Regions from separate parts of the Mus musculus genome. Here region 2 is linked to region 1. The links are chromatin loops, found by intact Hi-C in ENCODE. Cell type or tissue: gastrocnemius. All regions are shown on one strand. Links, peaks and the distances in the headings refer to the core of each region. The heading gives the core; the rest is flanking DNA.

Region 1 (7,335 bases), core at 1,010-6,009:
GACCACTGTAAAGGCTACCAATGTCATGACAGAGATGCACTGTTATCCTGGCAGAGGTATATAAAAGAGCACTAGCTTTCTGGGTCAGTAGCCAACACAGGGCCCTTACTTATCTGTGCTTAGTGAATGACAGCTAGACAGGAGTAGTGAAGAGCCACCCAGGATCTCCCCCCCCCCCAGCCACCCAGGACCCCCACATCTCCCCTCCCTGTTCCCATCCAGTTGTCACCTGTGGGCCACCATACCTGACACCCTGCCGTCCACGCTGCCTGCCATACCCACCAGGTGTTCCAGAACCTGCTCACAGCAGGTGGTCTTCCCAGCTCCACTCCGGCCCAGGGCCACAATGCTCTGGTCTCTCCGCTGGCTAAGCAGTGCCCAGTATGCACGCTGGGCCAGGGACGTTACGTGGGCAGGCAAGCCATCCTGCCGACCACGGGGTACCTGCCACAAGATGACAGGTGTCAGCCTCCCGGCCAGCCTGCAAGTGTCATCTACAGCTAGATCACTAGAAGTCCTGAGCGACCGATATACTCATTAAAGGCTCAACCAGAAAGGGTTCATTGCTTCGGTTAGTTAAATCATTGGGTACGATTCACCTTCAATGAGGTAGCCGGGGAAATTGGCACAATTGATTAGTAATATTGAACATGGGAACTGGGAATGGCTATCAATTAGTGATGTCTGCCGTGAAAACAAACTGAGCCATCTCCCTGGCCAAGAAACTGACTGGGCAGTCACTGCTGGGTTCCAATGAAGACATGTCGTAAGCAAAAACCCTCAGACAATGCAAGCAGGTGCTGAATGTGCTGGCTGGAGCTTCCTCCACAGAAAGCTGTGCATACATCACATGGCCCACACACTGCTCCAGGGACACGCCCAAGAGAAAGGAAGGTGTGGTCACAGAGATCCTTACGTCACAGGTCACACCGAGCATAACAGAAAGCATATCTAGGAGTTCTGAGGAAAGTCAGTGGGTGAGACTGATCACACACACACACACACACACACACACACAGAGAGAGAGAGAGAGAGAGAGAGAGAGAGAGAGAGAGCAGACATCTCTCTAAGCGATGGCTATCCTGTGCAGGCCCATGGCAAGCACCGCACACCGCACAGTCACAAGAAAGGGTCCCAGAGAAAGCTGGACTGAACTGGGTACAAGTCGTGCTTCCTCAATCTGGGTTTTAAAGAGACAAAGAACTGGATATGGAGGCCTAAGCCTGTGATTGCAGCTCCTCAAGAGGCTGAGGCAGGAGAATTGCAAACTTGGGGCCTGTCTGGGTGATAGAGGGGTTCATAGCCTGGGCAACCCAATGGGACCATCTCAGAGTTTTAAAAGAGAGGGTCACACCGGATGTGACTCAGTGGTACAGTGCTTGCCTAGTATGTGAGAGACCCTGGGTTCCATATCCAATACTCCTAACCCTGAGACAGACAGACAGACAGACAGACAGACAGACAGATATACAGACAGACATACAGACAGAAAGACAGAGACAGGGAGAGGGAGGGAAAGGGAGACAGAAAGGAAGGGAGGGAAGGAGGGAGGAAGAAAGGGAGGGAGGGAGGGAGGGAGGGAGGAAGAAAAGGAGGGAGGGAGGAAGGAAGGAAGGGTGAGCAACTTGCTCTCTCTGGTGTATAAATCATTCCCAAAGTCCCAGAGGAGCCTGGGTGTTAAAGGACCAGAGGAAGACAAGAGTGGCCCTGGAGCCCAGAAGGGGCTAAGGAGATCTTCCATGGTGTCCAGGGTTAAGACGAAGGAGGTTGCTCAAGTGGCCTTGGTCATGTCAGGTGACCTTAACAGTCTACACAGAAACACCCTTGGAGACAGAGAGGTCAAGGACGCCCAGGCGTATGGGAATCCTAGAAAGGACAGGAGTGCAAACCCAAGGCCACTAGACCTCATAGTTGCTGTGGGGTCCAGCCTAGCCCTGCCTTTTCTCCCTAAGACGGGGAGGAACCGGACACACACCCAGAAGGTCCTCCTCATAGCTCAGACCTGTAGTTTGGGGAACCAGGACTAGAGTGGCTTCACCTCACCTTTTATCCCAAACCACTTGGAACCAGTGCTAGGTAAGCTCTTAAAGTGGGAGCCACGGGACAAGGCCTGCCTTCCTGGAGGTAGCCTCAGAGCCTGGAGCATCCAAAGATCCTAGGGTCTGAGCCTGGAGCTGCAGTTACCCTGAAGACTTGTGTCCTGGCCCACGCTGTGAAGAAAACGGATGCTGCAGACCTGACACCCGTGGGCACCCCCAGCCTTACAAGTGATGCCTTGGACCTCTTTGCAGAGTGCACAGCTGCACCCCACATCCACATGTGTGCTCATATGACCCTTCAACATGTTCCAACCCCAAGAGACATGTCCTTCACTGTGTCCTGACCATACTCAAGCTGTTCCTAGTCCCAGGCCAATGTGGGTCAGATGGCTGTTTGGGGACCAGAAGCTGACTGGGCCAAGATGGCTTCCTATGAGACTTGAGAGGCAGGAAGACTTGGAGACGGAAGGAGATTAGAGCTCAGTGGCCCTCACAGGGAGAGCCAGGGTGGCATCACTCAGGGCCCTCCCTGTGCCTGTGTTTGCAGGTGCATTTGATCAATCTACAATACCCAGTCTGAGAAGAGAGACCCGGAGTGGACATTACTCCATGGGTCTCAGTGTGGCTTCACAGCCCTAAGTGACAGATGAGGGCCACTGTTAGGGACTATCTACCCATCTGCCTGCACTTTCCTCCATGCCCCTGTCTATCTGTCTGCAGCCCAGGGTCCTGTGAGTCTGTCCCTACACAAGTCACACCCAGGACCTGTGACACGTGCCCCGCCCCCACTGGCTTCTTCCAGCCCCATCCTTGCCCACAGGTGTCCAGTCCATTTCAGCCACCGTGGGCTTTACCATCAGTGGCCTCTCCTGTCTCCCCTCCCTGGAAGCCCACAGGGCAGCAGGGTTGGCGTTTCCTCAGAGCCCACTAGTCACCAGCAAACAGCTTCGAGGGACAGAGGACACCGGTGTAGTCCATGACTCTCCACCAGGTGGCGCCATGAACCTTTGCTTTCATTACTAATCCCAATCATAAATGCCCTTTCTTCCGTTCAAGAGATAATAAATAAATACCAGGGTGAACAGAGCTTCTATCTCCACATGAAGGTGGATGTATGAGACTTCAGAGAATCTAGCTAACGTTAGGAGCTCAGAGAAGCTGCAGCTTGAACTTTGTCCCAGCTCCTCTGCGTGTCCATGAAATGGCTTTCCAGGTGGGTGTCATGGCTAGTTTAAAGTGTCACACCTTGGCTTTGAACCAGAGCTCACCATCCCCCTCTAGGGAGCATGGGGTCACTGGTGCTTGCCAAATCCAAGATTCCCATCATGAGCATAGCTGAGGGTTTCCGGGGTGCTGACAGTCAGTTCTCCCCTATAATACCCAGGCGAGGGGCCTTCCACTTGTCTCTGCCCCCGACCATTGCCCCACCTCACCTTCCCTGAAGAGGGCACTGTGGTCGTCTGTGGCTGCAGGGTGATCAGATCAGGCCCCGAGCAGGTGTATGGCAGCTGAGCCCGGTAGCGCTGTAGAAGCGTGTTCATGACGCTTGACTCGTTGACGCTGACCAGAGAAGCCAGGTCCTCAGCTTGGTCCAGCTCAGAGGGGTTGGCCTAAAGAACTCACAAAGGATCTCCTCTGGATTCCTTGGCCCCTACCCCACCAGCACCAGCACACATACACAGATATGTGCATGGACAAATGCTTGCATACACACCCTCATGCATACATGTGCCCCACACACTGCTTGGTCTTGTCATGTAAAGGGCATGTGACAAAGACCAGTGCACAAAGGGAAGTGACAGGCTCTCTCCTTGGCCTGTCTATCTCCTTTGCTTTGTCTCCACATCCTGGGTGCACTGCTCTGTGAGGCTGCTGTCTCCAAGACAGGTCAAGTAAAACCCCAAGTGTACCATGCTTGGCTTGCTGAGGGTACATGCCTCTTCACATCATCTGCTTTTTAAGTCCTGGAGAGGAACACTCGACGTGCCCTGTGACACCCAGGGGTGGAAGCCAGTGGCCAACCACCTCCTTTACCAAAGCTCACTGTGCCTTGGTCCCTTAGAGGTATGCACAGCCCCCTAAGGGAAAGGTTGATGCCCAAAATATGCACCATTGGAATCTATGCTTCAATGGCAACCTGCCCATTTAGCTGAGTTCCCTAGCTCCCAGGGTGAAAACAGAAACACGTCTATGGAAAGGTTTTCACAAAATGAAAAGTAATCTCCTGCTCAGATCAGTCAGAGCCACGGCAACAGGAGCCAGCAGGCTTGTCTTCACAAAGAGCTAAAAGATACAGTGAACGATCCCATGATGGAGCCCCATCAGCAGAGCCCTGAGTACCATGGGGGGTGGGGACAGAGAGGACAGAGCAGTGGTGGGGAGGAGGGGACACTCACCGGGTGGACCTGCTCCTCATCCACTTCGATGACAGTCCTGTCTGCATCGATGCAGAGCCGCACCCTTCCAGCAGGCGGGTCAGCTGTTCCCTCATCTGGTTTAAGCACCGTTGCTGCATGGACAGCCAGAGACAGGAGGGGAAAGAAAGGTGGGTAGGAGGGCAGGGGCAGGGAGGGGAAAGGAGAGGAGGGAATAGAAAGGGAGGGGAGGGAGAGGAGGGGAGGGGAGGGGAAGGGAGGGGAGGAGGGTTAGGAGAGAAGGGGAAGGGAGGGGAGAGAGTGAAGGGGAGAGGGGGAGAAGAGAGGGGAGGGGAAGGGAAGGGAGGGGAGGGGAAAAGGAGAAGGGAGGGGAGAGGAGGGGGAGGGAGAGAAGGAGGAGGGGAAGACAAGAGAGGGGAGGGGAGAAGAAAGGAAGAGAAGGGAGGGTAGGAAATGGGAGAAGAGGGGAAGGGAGAGGAAGGGAGGGAAGGGTAGAGTCTCTGAGACAGTCCAGGAAGCTGGAGACTGAACTTGGGACAGGCTGAAAGGTTCTATTCACATAAAGAACCTGTACTGCCACCCCTAAGCCAGTAGTTCTCTGTGGGTCATATGACCCTTTCCACTGGGGTTGCCTAAGACCATGGGAACGTTACTATTCGTAACAGTTGCAAAATCACAGTTATGAAGTTGCAATGAAAATAACTTTATGGTTGGGGGGTCACCACAACACAGGGAACGGTGTTAAAGGGTCGGGGCATTAGGAAAGTTGAGAAGCACTGCTCCAAGCCCTTTTGAGACAAAGGTTAGCACTGAGCAGGCCCCTCAGAGGGTGAAGTCCACCGACCTGTTCCACACCCCTAGGTCAGATCAGGATGATAATGGGCAAACAGTACAAATGGAACACAGAATCACTTCTCAGAACACGCCCTTCAGTCTCCACTGGCCAACAAGAATGGACTGGGGATGGGGACTCTCTGCCCCATAGCAGCTACTGGTGCCATCCTCATCTCAGCCTCTCCCCTACCTCCTTGCTTACCTCGAGAATGAAGTAAAACTGGCTGGTGGCGGGAAAGACATGAGAAACAAGTGGGACTCCCCTCCCCAAACCCCAGGCCAGCCTGAGCCCACTTACCAAGCGTGAACCCGTCCTTCTGCACCAGCCAGACTTTCTGTGCCTCGTACCATCTATCCTCATAAGCCTGGGAGCAAAAAGAAGGTCTCCTAACCAGCAAAAACCACCAGCCCAGGGTTGATGTAGGGACCCCTAACCTCTCCCGCAGGACCTTTCAAGAAGCCACCAGGGCACGGCCTGAGAATCTACACATGGTGCCGGCACAGAGAATTGTGGGTAACAAGGGACGCGGTAACCACTAAGTAGTAATAGGCGAAATCTAGCCTGGGGAGGGGCCGTGTGGGGCCTAGGGACCTAGCTCTTCGGGAGTACACTCCTGGGGAGTGCTGGGCTGTGGCTAGCCCTATGTCCACCCCGTAGCCTCCCCTATCCCATCCTTAGGGTCCACAGCCCATCACCTGGTCCGAGTCTCCACTCTGGCCCCCTCTATCCGGGTCCTGCAGGATCTGCTTCTCCTCCATAGGCCTCAGCGTAGAAAGCCTTTCCATGACGACCTCAGGAATGGACTCTACGTGACCTTCTGCCTGAGGCTTCACCACATCCACTTCTTCCTCTGTGCACACACGGGGCTCCCCGGCTCCCTGCACCCTGCTCTCTGGCTGGCCGTCCCTCTTTGCAGCCTCTGCTGATATCCCCGTTGTAGGAATCCTATCCGGGGCCTTGCAGCTTTCCTCAGGATTCTGAGTCTTCGCTGCCACCCCAGGGAGCTCTCGGGGTTTCCTTGGTGTCACCAGCTTTTTCTGAGGTCTCCCCACCTTTCCTTCCATCTTCACTGGAGCCTCCTGCTGCTGCCCCGTGGGCCCTGCTGGCTGTCCCGTGGGCCCCGCTGGCTGCCCCGTGGGCCCTGCTGGCTGTCCCGTGGGTCCCGCTGGCTGCCCCGTGGGCCCCGATGGCTGCCCCGTGGACTCTGATAGCTGTCCCGTGGGCCCTGATGGCTGCCCCGTGGGCCCTGATGGCTGCCCTGTGGGTTCTGCTAGCTGCCCACAGCTCCTGTCTACCGCTGGGCTTTGCAAGTCGCCGGTCTTCTCATCCTTACGATGTGACTCTGTTACTCTGTCCTTGCTCTGAGGACTGTCCCACTTGCTTCTCCAACCCAAGAAACCTCCCCACTTCCTTAGCGGGACTGGGGGTTCCACAGGTCTGACTTCAGCCCCTGCAACCTTGGGCTCATCCTCTTTTTCCATCTTCTTTGGGGGACCCCCTCCTTCTTTCTCTGCTGTTCCCAGTTGCTCCTTGTTTCCTGCCTCCTGAGCTTGGGACCTGGTCCCCTGCTCCTCTGTGCTCTGAGACTCACCTTCTTTTTGCCCGATGGTCTGGGGGTCCCGGCTCCCCTTTCCCTCTGTGCCCTGACATTTCCCACCCTTTGTGCTTTGGCCTGTATCTCCAACTCCCCTAGTCCTAGTCTTCTCAGGCATAGAAGGCTGGGGGGCAGAGGAAGTCCCCGTGGTCACCCCTTTCTTTGTCCCTCCAGAATCTTTGGCTGGAGCTGGGGTCTTGTCCACGGGGACATCACGAGGTTGGACCTTCTGATCTGCCTTGGCCAACTCTGGATCCAGCTTGGCCACCATCAGCAGCACATCGCCCCTCCTCACGCCCCTCTTGAAGGGCAGTGTCCTTTTGGCGGGTGTTCCTGTGGGACCTGACTCCTGAGGTCTCTCCCCACTAGTGCTGGTCACAGGTGTGGAGTCCTTGTCACCAGCCCCCGGGGGCTCCTTTCCTGGAATGTCTGCGCTGTTCTGAGTGGTGGATGAGCTGTCCTGGGAAGTCTGCTGGCTTCCAGGCTTGGGGA
Region 2 (7,335 bases), core at 1,360-6,359, 140 kb after region 1:
GGGCTGCTCACTGGCTTGCTCCTTATTTCTCCCTCAGCCGGCTTTCTTATAGAACCCAAGACCACCAGCCCAGGGATGGCTCCACCCACAATAGGGTGGCCCCACCTACAATGGGCGGGACCATCCCCATCAATCACTAATCAAGAAAACTGCCTGCAGGCTTGCCTACTGTCTGATTTTATGGAGGCTTTTCCTCAATCGAGGATCCCTCCTCTCCAGTGACTATAGCTTGTATCAAGGTGACAGGAAACTAGCCAGCACACTGGAGTTCGTCACTTCTGTTCCAATTGCCAGTGTCCACGGAGTGATGGAGGGATGGGAAGACAGCCATACTCACAGCGCGCCATTCCCCAACAGTAGTCTCCGCCCCTCATTCTTTTCTAATAAGAAAAGGTTCTTTGGGAATGGTGATTATATTAAGATTGAAGCTAAAGACATTATCTTCCCCCTTTTTAACTTTTTTCCTAGAAATGGAGGAGGGGAAAAAGGCATCTTGACCACAGCCCCTCACGCTCCTTGTGGGGAACAGGGAACCACCTGCAGGCTTCCTTAATCATAATTACCTTCCTCAGAGGCCCCCAGAGAAGGCTGCTGCTCTCTCACAGCCTCCGAGGACACTCCCGATATCCCAAAGCCACAACCTTCCTCCAAATTAAAAGCAGAAAGTTTCATCCATTCCCTACCAAGTAAGAAGCGAGGTGGTTTGCTGTTCTGTTCAACTGTGGCAGACAGTGGTGAACCGCTCAGTGGGTAGAATGAGGCACCTGGCTCCACTCCCTACATCTTGCATCCCTCATCTTGGATCCTGTGAATGCCTACCTGCCCTCCCTTCCCTGGTCTTCTTGAGCATGGATCCCTCTGAGGAAAAATGAGAATGCTGTGCCCACCTGCTGTAGCTACCGTGGCAACACTTGATGGTGCCCAGACCTGGCAAAGGAGATGTTCCCAGTAATGTTGGTCCCTAAGTCATGATGTAGCAAATAACTTTGCTTTGTCTGGGTTCTAGGGGTCTCCAGGAGAAAAACTTCCCATTGCTTCCAATCTCACTTCTACCCCTTGACATCCATCCACCACCCATCTGCTGACAGAGACTCTCGCTGCATCTCCCTCCAGCCTTGACATCCCTCCCTGAGTTTTATGGCTGTCTTTCAAGGGAGTCTGGCGAAGCTTCATGAGAGTTCTGAGCAAGTGCTTCAAAAGGCTGTCTCTAAGAACAGATAGATCATCGAATCGGGGACTGCCTGTACTTCAAAGACACACTCGCGCTCGCGGGGCTCTGATTTAAAGCATCTCACAGTGTTCCACCGGGCAGGTCCTTGTCTCAAATTGGTTGCTCCAGAATATCCGTTTCCAAGAACCCCCAGCTGCAAGCAGCCCTTGCTTGCCTCTCCAAGCCACTGGCACAAATTAACTGAGACCAGGAATGAGCTAATAATGGAAATGTCAGTACAAATTTGCCTTTCCCATTTGTGTCCCTTCCTCCCCTTAGAATGACTCCTGTCACAAACAAAACACCTTCTTCCCAGGCTCTTTGGGTTGGTTTGTGGCTCTGTGGATGGGAAGCTTGCGGAGAGCCACCACCTTGCTCCTTCCCATCCCTCGAAGCCCTTACAGCCCTTATCCCATTCTTCCATGTTTGGTTGTGTGCACAGAACAAAGCCAGGGGGAAGTCCTAAAGGTTGAACAAGGAAGGCTCTCTCCAGTGACCACAGCGTGAAAGGGCAGATGGCCACACCCTTTCCAGGTCGGTCACAGGAGTAGCCTGACACACAGGAGTCATGAACAGCCTTGACACTTAAGCGTTGCCAAGCCTGGACAACTGATTCACAAGTCACGAGAAAGCACTTCACAACCATAATGTGTTCCACGAATACAGAACCAGAGAGTGCAAACGATGCCTGCCCAGGTCCACCCCCCAAGTCTCTCCTATCAGACGACTCTCCGGATAAGCTATACAGTGCATCAGTACTTCCCCATACCAGCTTCTGAGAAATGGGTCCAGAATGGCTACCAATTTAGGGTCAGAAACAATAAACAGGCAGGGGAGATGGCTTAAGAAGTAAACCAAGGGTGTGAGTCCCTGAGACCGATCCCTGGAACCCACAGAAGAATGGACAAGGTAGTATTTGTCTGTAATTTCAGTGTTACTGTTACAGCAAGATGGCAGATAGGGACAGGAAAAAGCCAGAAGCGTGTGGGTCAACTGTTCCATTCATGAACAAGACGTCCCAGCATAAACAAGACATGACTCAGACAAGCTGGGCAGTGTGGACCGATGGCCACAGTTGTCCTTTAATTTCTACACATCCTAGGCAAACCCATGGCTCAAGCTGTGTTCTTTCTGCTCCCGCAGTTATTGGCCTGAATGATTGACAAGAGCTGTCTCCCAGTGGAAAGCCCAACACTGTTAGCATCCACTAAACAGAATGGGTCTCAGGGGAACACGTGACCTTCAACCCAACTCCCTTCAGCCATGTGTGACTTCAAGTCAACTCAGTAACATTGTGTTCGAGAAAGGTTATCAGAGAAATGGACCCAGTGCGAAGAGCTGTCTTAGCCATGGCGGGACTTAGAAACGGACTCCCTGGGCCTTCGCCCATGAGTTAGACCCAGTTTCATCAGAACCACGGTCTACAAAGCCAGTTCATTCTCATCCCCACAGCAGACAAAGGACACAGTATATAAACACCCTGGCTAATGGGGCTGCAAGGGTCATGGCCCCCACCTTCAATGGGCCCCATTATCAGCTCCATCAGCTCAACAAATGTTTGGGTGGACTAAAGAGATGTGATTTGACCGCCTTCAGAGGATTTACACCCACCGGCCTGTTAATTGAATCATGTGTCAATGTAACAAAACATTTGCTTCTTGCCTCCTCACGGGAGGCTAAGTCTTCCCTTGTGCCTGATGTTCCAGGAAGAGAGGCTGGACCGGAAGACCTGTCTTGTTGTAATGAGTGAGATACGGTCGTCTGTTGAAGACTGGGAAGAGGCGAAGTCACCGAGAGAAGGAAGCACAAAAAAGACTGGGGGTGACCAGATAATTAGTTAGAAATTAAAAAAAAAAATCAATAGTGAACGACCAAGGGGCAAGTTCAAATGCACCATCCCCTCTTCCAACAGCCAAGTCCTTACAAGGAACCAGGATCGTCTGTGGTTGAGTTGTTGGTTATTGCTTGGGGGCTGAAGCCACTGAGACAAACAGGCAACAGACTAGACTCCTGGAGCGGGGGACAGATGGTCTAATTCAAGAGTCTACCTGAAAAAACAGCTACAGAACAGCGGTCCTCAAAGGACCCCACCCTAACTTGATGCTCCCTTAGACGTTCCTCAACCTCAGGACTCACAGGCTCAGCCACACCACATCTCCTTTGAAACAAAGTATCACCAAAGACCTTGTCAAAGCAGAGGGGTATTGTACAGAGAAGTGAGGGCCTTGGGCGCTAGGGTGTGCAGCCAAGAGCAAGCAAGCATGCACAGAGCAGCCCAGCTAGGTTAAAAACACCAAGAAAAAAAATGATGATGAGCGGACAGACATTCCTAATTTTAGTCATCTTATATACTCCCTCTCCCATAAAGCTCCCTATGAGTTGTGATTTGTTGGTTTTATATATAGAAACCATACATAGTTAAGATTCCCTGCCCCTCACAGGGTGGGGGCAGAGGGAAGGGAAGAGAGAATGGAATGAAGCTTTTTCATGTCCCCCTTCCCAATGGGGAAAGTTTTCTACTGAAGCTTGCTTGGTTGTGACTTGGGGAGCCCTGGGTCTGGTCCCTCCCACTTACTGAAGATTTCAATCAAGTCCTGTTTTCAGTGAGTCTCAGACAGGCTGAACTCCAGGAAGGCAAGCACTGTCCAGTCCACCCAAGTGTCCCCTTGTGCCTGCTCCACTCCGCAAGGAGCAACACACCCCCCAAAAAAAACAGCGAAGGGCCAAGGCTTGCAAGGGAAGGCAAGCCAAAAATACCCAGCCAGCGCAGCTGTGTGTACAGTGTGACTCTTCCTAGCAAACACGGCACGGGGATTTGATGTTTCCTGGATCACGGGGCTCACAAACACGATCGGGAAAAAAAATAATAATCTGACCATTGTTCGGTATTGAAAGGTTCTCTGAGGGCTATGCATACTGCTAAGGAGACAGACGGTTTACCTGGCGTGTGTGAAGCCCTGGGTCCCATCTCCAGGACCTCAAAAAATTAGACGAGTAAATGTGTATATTTTCTCTCACATGAAGGTAGGTAACACTGCCGCCACATGGGCGTGTCACGCTTGACCATTTGAAAGGGGATGCAGCTTTGGTTTAGAGCCTTACAGAATTGCATGGTTCAGGGGTGGCTGTAAAGTCCGAGCCAATTTTTTCATCAACTCAAGGAAGCCACACCAGCTAAGCAACTGGCAGTGGGGTCAATTAAGAAGTGACACACAGCCCCACTCTGGAACACCGCCTAGAACTCCCCGGGACAAGTACAGCTCTAAGAGGCCATCACACCTCAGAAAAATCAATAATAAATCAGTCGTGATATTAAGAGCAACTTGGCAGCGAGCGGCCAGCCGGAGCCGGTGCAGCGGGAACCTCCAGTCTTGCAAGACCAGGCTAGGCTCAAGTGGCTCTCCTGTCATCCTTCCCAGAAAGGGCAGGCCGCCAGGGGTCCAAGTTGAGGAAAGTGGCTCAGGTAATGGCGCTGGTGACAGAACTGAGAACTCAAGGTCTACTTACTACTGCAAGGGGCCAGAGGACAGGGGCAGGGGGGCTGAGAGACAGACAGCCCTGCAACCAGCCTGGGACAGCGGGACGGAGGGGACTGGCGGGCGGACCAGAAAAGGAGGGAGAGGACCAGAGGGGACAAGAGGGGACTGGAGGGAACTGGCGGGGGAGGGGGGGGAGGGGGAAGGTGAGGGAGAGGACCAGGAGGGATCCGGAAGGGACCTGAGAGGGAGGGAAAGAACCGAAGGAGACTGGATAGGGCGGAGAGGGCCAGAGCAGTACCTGGGCTCCGGCAGGACGACCTTCTTGCTGGCGCGCGCGGCCGGCGCCGTCTTGCTCTTCTCCATGGCCATCAGGTAGCTGACGTCGGCCAGCACGGCCTCCAGGTCCGCCATGGCGGCTCCGCAGCTCCCGCCGCCCCGACGGGGCCACGGCGCGCCCGACGCGCGACCCCGACGCGGACCCCGACGCACCGCCCCTTCCGCGGCTCCGCGCCCCAGCCCGGCGCGCCCCCAACCGTCCGCGGCCACGCGCTCCTGACCCAGCCTCTCAGGCACCAGGGACTTCCTCTCCCTCCTCCTCTCCCTCTCCCTCCTCCTCTCTTCTCTCTCCTCTCCTCCTTTTCCTCTCTTTCTCACCCTTAGCTCTCTAAGCACAGTCCAGATGCCCAGTACTGAGTGGACACTCCAGGAGGTCTCCAATAGCACACTGTCCTGGAGAGGACGCTTCAAGAGGTATCCTGGAGTAGTCCCACCTGCTCTTTCGAATGATTGCCAAATAGAGGTCAGAGCTACAGCAGGGGGTGTCTCCAGCCATTAGCCCCACCCTAGACCTCCCTCTGAGAACCAAGCCAAGAGACACCAGCATAGAAGAGAAAGTTGCTTGGCTCCCGCCATGCAGGGTGAAGTGGGGTGAGAGTCCTGCCCTGGAGCAGCGCTGTCCCAGGGGACCCAGTTGATGGAAGCACTCTAGGTTCAAGGTCATAACTGGCTTGCATTCAGGTGAAAGGCCTCAGGGTGTGTGTCCAGTTGGGGGGCGGGGGGGTTAAGGTATCCTAGCTTCTGCAGGCTCTCTACCAACTCAAGAACCACAAGAGGAAGTGCCCCTATGAGAGTGCAGAGCCTCCTGGGTTTTCAGGGAAGTGGAAGGGCTGAGACTTGATTCTGGGCAGTAGGGAATTCCCAACCCTGCCTAGGTCACTATTTCATTTCTCTGCAGCTGGGCACAGGGGTCCACATTCAAAATCCATGTGGTACCTGTTAAGGGATCAGGAAATCTGCAGACATCATAAGCTTGCAGGGCCTTTATCCAAATTGCCATACATCACTGTGAACCCGGGATTGGCCAGGGTTAGAGTGAACTGTTGGGGGTTTACAGTCACGTTTTTTGATTAGTTCTCCTGCTTTTGTTTTCTGTCTATTCTGTTTCCCAAAGGACTAGTTTTACCAGAAGTTTCTCAATCCCCAAGGCACAGTATTTAGAGGGACTAGAAAAGGTATAGGTGGGAAGGGGTGGGAACATCCTGAAGGAGTTGGGTCTGCCACAGACAGCCCACATCACCGCTATAGTGCCCACTGTATAATGGGGCAGAGACAGGGAGAGCCAAGCCTTCAGTTGAATTTGCCAGTTCCATTCACTTTTTCACCCAAATATGGGAGCATAGATGCCTTGTCTACCCAGTGAGGAGAGAGGGGTAAGTTCCCCCCAAAACACATTGCTCCTTCATGTCTGAATATTGTTTCTTCCAAAATGTTGTTGTTGTTTTTTTTAATCATCTGGGATCCTCAGATGATCAGATAACAAATAACCCTCCCACCTTCCCCATTTTTGATTGATTGATTGATTGATTGATTGATTGATTTTGGTCCTTTTTGACCTAGTAAGATTTTTTTTGTCTTGTCATGTTCCTTTTCCAAGTTGTGGTAGGTAGTAAGTTATGAAGACAGCCACATTCAAACCTTTAGTCTATGCTAAAAGGCTGAGAGAAATCAGGGGCAAGGTCCCAGCTTTCTGTGGCTCTGTCCTCATGAGTAATGAGACCAGTTCTTTTGAGTAAACAGAGGGGGAGGGCAGCATCTAGAGCTGTACCTTGGGATGGGAAGTGCAGGCCACATAATAATGAGGAACTGAGTTCAACTGTCAGAGCCCACATAGAGTGCATGGGGACACATGCTTGGAACCCCAACACCAGGAAGACAAGATGGGGGGAGCCCCGGGGCTCAGCAGCAGGCCAGCCTAGCTGAACTCATGATTTCTAGATCATTAAGAGAGCAAGTGTCAGAAAACAAGATGAGAGGCAGACAAAGTAGCCTACCAAGTAAGGGTTCTTGCCATAAGTGTGGAGTTTCGTCCCCAAGATCCCCTTGGAGGCAGAAGAGAGCGAACATGTGGAAGGTGTGCCTGACCTATGCATGCGTGTACTCGCACAGTAAATAAATGTAATTTTTTTAGAAGTTCCAAATGGGAAATAACACCCAAGTTTGTCATGTGGCCTGCTCAGGTGCACACACACACACACACACACACATACACACAAACATGCACACACAATGCACACACAGGCACCTACACAATACACACATATGCACACACAATGCACACATGCACACACAATGCCCATTTACATACAC

What was found. Peaks named below come from ENCODE experiments on the same cell type or tissue, not always from the same donor. Only the 100,000 strongest peaks of a DNase experiment are listed, where the experiment ranks them.
Region 2: a loop joins it to region 1, with 2.9 times the contacts of the local background. A loop is called at or near these places in 7 of 42 quality-filtered maps.

What each region holds. Positions count from the first base shown.
Region 1 is chr5:112,867,949-112,875,283 of GRCm38, forward strand. Myo18b (myosin XVIIIb) reads right to left here. Exons shown (of 44, transcript NM_028901.2): 4 at 5,945-7,335; 5 at 5,547-5,613; 6 at 4,436-4,548; 7 at 3,473-3,649; 8 at 246-444. Among named protein-coding and RNA genes, the nearest start is that of Myo18b, 25 kb to the right of the region's middle. In gastrocnemius, for the core only: a CTCF peak has its summit at 3,021 (motif pointing right); DNase peaks (open chromatin) are centred at 3,007 and 3,323; H3K27ac peaks cover 247 bases.
Region 2 is chr5:113,010,380-113,017,714 of GRCm38, forward strand. Grk3 (G protein-coupled receptor kinase 3) reads right to left here and starts at 5,159. Exons shown (of 21, transcript NM_177078.4): 1 at 4,988-5,159. The coding sequence starts at 5,100. In gastrocnemius, for the core only: a CTCF peak has its summit at 4,262; DNase peaks (open chromatin) are centred at 3,948, 4,302, 4,593, 5,184 and 1 more place; H3K4me3 peaks cover 2,099 bases; H3K27ac peaks cover 2,149 bases.